2 separate regions of the Homo sapiens genome follow, and region 1 is linked to region 2. The links are chromatin contacts, found by Hi-C or POLR2A ChIA-PET in ENCODE. All regions are on one chromosome and are shown on one strand. Each heading gives the region's core, a stretch centred on a gene start or an enhancer-like site at or near the end of the contact. The rest is flanking DNA. Distances are from core to core; before and after follow the strand shown.

Region 1 (2,700 bases), core at 2-2,501, 210 kb after region 2:
AAGGAAGTTAATTCACTTTTTTACTTTGTTTCTCAAGAGGATTCAACAATGCAAGCACCAAACCAAGTGGATGCCCCTCTTTCTGTTGCTTGGTTTAAAATTAAAACCCTTGATGAATAAAGTGATTTATTTCATATTATATTTATGAAAAGGTAGAGCACTCTCAATGTTTTGAGTATTCCTGAAACTGTTTACTTAATTATACAATGAGAAACAAGACAGGAAAAAACTTCATAAAAATCACTAGGGATTTTAAAAAAATGCCCATGTACTCTTATTTTGCAATGGCTCTGGTTGTGAAATCATCAGACTGAAAAATACTGGAGGAGTGGTGAGGGTGGATTTTAGTGACAAGATTTCCTTAAGGCTGTAAATAAACCAGATTCAGTAAGAGAAACAGAGATGGCAGTTTTCATCATAAAAGGGGGAAAACATTTTCCAGTTGAATTATAGGTACAGCACAAAACAGTTGTTCCGTTTTTAAAAACTTTAGTTTCTGCAGGCTGAAACAGAGCATTTCATTTGGCTCAGTTCATGAAAGCCATCTGCACCTGCTCACGAAACAGCTTAAAGAGAAAAAAAAAGTGTGCACCAAGGATTTTAACTTACACAGACAATAAGGGATAGACTCTGGCACTCAAGCACTGAAAAAGCAGGAGCATGATAAAGGGGAAAGGATCATAATTTTATGAAGTGCCAATAAATAATAACCCCAAATCAGCTTACAGCATCACTTAGGTTTACCTGTGGAAGCTACACTTGCCTGTTCTGGTTGCATGTTTAAAAGTTAAGCAATTAAACCTCAATTATATAGGTTTTTCTTTTATGTAGCCTAGGGTTGAATGCATTACTGGCAGGAAACTTTAGCTCATGAATTCAATCAAAAATCCTTTCATTTGTCAGAACTGCTTCCTGCTGCCTCCTTTAAACATCTGCTTCTCCAGTTCAGGGACACACACACACACACATACACATACACACACACCCCCTCTTTGTTAAAATAATAAGCAATCTACCAACTTCCCTTGCAAAAGTTACATTCTCTCTTACACACACACACACTTGTTCCCAGTAGAGTTTATTTAATGTGTCTTTTATAGCTTCCTTGTCCTTCTCTCTTCCTTTCCGCTTTTAAATTCTGGAAAACCTCAAGCTGACAAAAGAAGACATTTTAAAAATGCGAGGATAAGGCCCGGCCGGCCTCCAGACCAATGAGAAGGAAGCAGAGCAAGGAGGCGGGGGAGGCGGGGTTGGCTGTCGGGAATTGCCTGCACTCCTTAAACGGCAGGCACTTCCTGCTAGAGGAGGCCAGCTCTGAACAGACAGAAATCGGGTGGAAAGCTAGCAGGAGGCGTTGCTCAAGTTCAAAACAATCTGTGCGTGTCCAGGCACGCGCGGAGCCAGACCCCAGCCGCGCGGCTCAGACCTCGCGAGAGCCATCACCTGAGAAATCCACAGCCTTTTCTCATCAGGCTTAGACTGTTTTTCCCATACCTCCAAGAAGGAAGACCCACATGTTAAAACTATGAGAAAAGCTGAAAGTGCCTTCTGAACAGTCATCCTTCTTTTTCTTTTTTTTTTTTTTTTGAGACGGAGTCTCGCTTTGTCGCCCAGGCTGGAGTGCAGTGGCGCGATGTTGTCTCACTGCAAGCTCCGCCTCCCAGGTTCATGCCATTCTCCTGCCTCAGCCTTCCGAGTAGCTGGGACTACAGGCGCACGCCACCACGCCTGGCTAATTTTTTGTATTTTTAGTAGAGAAAGGGTTTCACCGTGTTAGTCAGGATGGTTTGTCGTGATCCGCCCATCTTGGCCTCCCAAAGTGCTGGGATTACTGGCGTGAGCCACCGCGCCCGGCCCAGTCATCCTTCTTTAACCACGACATAGGTACTCAGGTCCGCTGGCCTTCCTCTGCACTGATGGACTTTTCTTTGTGAAACTGATTCAGAGGCGGACCTCAAGTGGCTTATTCCTTCGCCTAAAAATCGTGCTGCTTTTTCCTCTAGTGAAGTCTGGAGTACAAATTAATAAAAACTTGGGGCTGTGCGGCCTAATGGCTCAAACCGTGTTCCAGATGTTTTGAAATATTATTACCCCTTTTGAGAGCCTCAGTGTCTCCCTGGAGGGTAAGACATCTGCCTTAAGGGCACTTACCAAGAAACTACAAACATTTGACTGCACACAACAATGGTATCTTAATAAGACAAGGTGCTTAATACAACTGGCTGCCCTATTATGACGTGTAAGAACGTTTTCATATGTAAGCTATGCTTGCAATTCTATAAGTAGATAAGGAAGCTTGTGGTTGTTACACTTCTAATATATGGATAGAAGAGCTTAAACTCTAATGATTAGAAAATTACTGGTATTCTGAAGTGTATTACAATCAATGCATTCATGATATCTACACGTTGTAATTATTCATCCTTAAATTAAAAATGGTTTATATGGTTATAGCCATATATATCGATTATTGTTTTATTATATTAATAATAGCTAACATTTCTGAGCACTATGTGCCAATTATAACACAAAGTTCTTTACATGCATTATTTCATTTCACCCCTACGACTCTACAGAACTATGATTACATTGAAGAAACAGAGGTTTGTATCATTCATTTGCTATAGGCCAGGGAGTGAGTTAACAAAGCTGTGACTTGAACCCAGCACCTGGACTCTCAGAGCAATCACACACTATTCA
Region 2 (2,700 bases), core at 18-2,517:
TTATAGCTTAATTTTTAAAACAGGGAGACTCTCCCTTGAAATGGTCTACAGCTTATTTTACTTCTTAAGACAACAAAACTAATACATGCTATTTAAGCACTTTTTACAAAATGGCATGGAATGTGCTAGTGTAACCTCCTAAGATGACTGCTGTTCACAGTTCCCTCAAATTCCTTTTCCTGGCATTGCTCAACCTTATCTTGTATCCAAGTGGTTTCCAAACCCTTACCTGCCCTGGGGACAATTATTTCTACTTCCACTTTTGCAACATTTATCATGTAGTACCTTATATCAGAGTTCCTTCTCTGTCTTATCTTCTTAGGATTGTAAGTTCCATACAATAAAAATCCATGCTTTACTTGTATCTACCACAGTGCCTGTTAAAATGCCTGGCAGGAATGCCATAAAGAATGTTTAACACATAAATGAATCTATGCTTAGGTAATAGTTTCAAGTCTGTAAGTCCTTCAGAGACTGTGAGCTCCTTGAAGACAGGGATTGTGCATACCTAATCTTGTACTAGACTTGACGCACTGTAAATGCTCAAAAATTTTTGAATAAATGGATTCCAGCAGATTCTGATTAATTTTGTTTTGGATGGTGCATGGCAGAGGAATTGACTCTTGGGGTGAAAGTTGTGGTCTGGTGAGAGAGCACATGGAAGAGGAGAGTGTACCCTGGGTCGCGTCTGGGAAAACCTAGTGACAGAGGGTAAATGTGAAACCTTCCAGGTTGCATTGGCTGGGTTTCATCTCTCATCACGAGATTTTTTTCAGAGAGCTCTTGGAAGGGAGATATTCCATTTGGATCCAGTTGGAATTACTAACAGAGGATGGGCTGCAACACGGCAGGTTTCCAATTGTGTTTCTTAGGCTTGAAACTCTTCCCAGAAGCAAAGATGATGAAGGCTTCATTTGTTAGGCATGAAAATAGAAAACACTTTACAAAGGGTTTTAAGGAAAATCTTTTCTTTCCTATTATTTTTATCCCCCACTCCCTATTGTTGGCCAATCCTCAAATTTTAAACTCTTTGGGGAAAGAACAACGTTCCTTATAGCTCTTGTTACTAAACTAAACTAAGTGGAAGCATTGAATCTACTTTATTGGATACATTTAATGAGGTTTTAGTTGTAATAATTATGGTTAAATAGTTCAACATCTAAAACATTGTAGTACTTTAGGTGGCCTGAGGGGAATGCGTCTCATAAAGATATATAATAACATAATGATCACTCATAAAGTCTGGGTTTTATACTGTTTGTATCTAATGACTAACAACCAATCCAGGAAGCACAGAATATGACCCCCATCTCCCTGTCCTTTCATTGCTTCTAAAACAGCACAGTCAGCCAGCTAGGGCAGTTGGTCAAATACTTTGAAGTGTGTGTGTGTGTGTGTGTGTGTGAGAGAGAGAGAGAGAGAGAGAGAGTGTGTGTGTGTGTGTGTGTCAGAGAGAGATTTCTTCTGTTTAAAAACATTTGTTATTTATGAAACCACATAATTAAAAATAATTCCATCAACTTACTATAAAGCTCCATTTCTAATGCAAAAAAATTTTGTGGAAGTAGCAAAGTAATAAGAAAAGACTTGAAGCTTTTCAAATTCTGCCCAGAATACCAAAATTATTTTTGATACTTTAATCTTTTTTGATACTTTATTGAGCATTCAAAATCATTTAGCATCACGAGAAATCTTAAAAGCATATTCTAAAGGGAAAATACATGGCATCTCTGAGCACTGGACTCAGACTATCCACTATAAATTTGAGGTCATATTTTGTCTAGATGGCATTTTTGGGGGTCAGAGTTATTGGTTTGATCATATAGGGCCAGTTAGCTTTTTCTTGGACTCTAATCATTGTAACCATATGGTTTTCAATATATGCCCTTAGTCACATGGGGAAGCATATGGGAGTGTCCAAGAGGTTTAGTTTAAAAGATTAAAAGGCTTGTCTGCTTTCTGAATTATTTGAACCCGTCCTCATAGGCAAAGGTCCTGGAATTAAGGACAGACTAATATAATTACTGGGTAATATGGGAAAGCTACCTTGAGGAAGTGGAGGTGGAATTTAACTCCCAAAGAAGGAAAAGAATTTGCATAACTACCACAAAGATAAAAGATTAGAATTCTGGAATTGTGTGGTACCCTTTAGAAAGGCAATCAGGGCAAGTGTGAGATAGGTCAAGAGAGGGTAGACATATCAGTGGCAGGAATGTGGAAAAGAAACCACGCTAGACTGGAAGAAAGCTATGCGAAGCCAACCATAAGTAATTCTGATTTTAAAATTTCAAATAGAGTGTCTTTTAAAAAAGTAGTGCGTGTTTTAGGTATGCCCATTATTTTCTCACAGCACCTTCTTTTGGAACAATCTGCTCTGCCTAGATCAATCAAATTCTTGTTTTCTGAGGATGTGGATTCTACGGAAGATAGGAGACTGGGTCTGTCAGGTGTTAGCTCCTGGCACTGGAAAGTCATGTAGAGCAAGAAATAGTATCGTGGTAACCCAAAGTCCTGTGCAGGCTGAAATCACTGGGCAACAGTAACTAAGATCTTTGTAGAGGAAACTTCAGAGAGGAATGAAGCAAGAGATCATGAGATCTCAGAAGGAAGGAAGCACAGAGACAGGGAAGATTACTGCTGTGCTTTCCCATTTTTTGGTATTCTCCCAACATTGGGTTCTCTAAGACTCCACTGTATTCT

The links. Hi-C counts contacts between places; a loop is a spot of excess contacts on that map. ChIA-PET counts read pairs that join two places held with the same protein, here RNA polymerase II (POLR2A). Pooled maps may share reads with other maps.
Region 1: a map of PC-9 shows a loop between it and region 2 (2.8-fold over the local background). The contact joins two enhancer-like sites. A Hi-C loop is called at or near these places in 1 of 168 maps with a recorded cell type or tissue (PC-9) and 5 of 50 pooled maps. POLR2A ChIA-PET finds 5 or more read pairs at or near these places in 7 of 52 experiments (A549, Caco-2, GM12878 and 4 more).

What each region holds. Positions count from the first base shown.
Region 1 is chr11:96,242,085-96,244,784 of GRCh38, forward strand. The region is part of intron 1 of MAML2 (mastermind like transcriptional coactivator 2); the gene reads right to left. Among named protein-coding and RNA genes, the nearest start is that of MIR1260B, 98 kb to the right of the region's middle. RefSeq lists an enhancer at 1,463-1,612. Within about 2 kb of position 1,252, at least 38 of the 41 ENCODE cell types and tissues checked have a DNase peak (open chromatin) inside an H3K27ac peak, as active enhancers do; they include PC-9, where a contact is called at or near this core.
Region 2 is chr11:96,033,029-96,035,728 of GRCh38, forward strand. The region is part of intron 2 of MAML2 (mastermind like transcriptional coactivator 2); the gene reads right to left. Among named protein-coding and RNA genes, the nearest start is that of MTMR2, 110 kb to the left of the region's middle. Within about 2 kb of position 1,268, at least 2 of the 41 ENCODE cell types and tissues checked have a DNase peak (open chromatin) inside an H3K27ac peak, as active enhancers do; they include PC-9, where a contact is called at or near this core.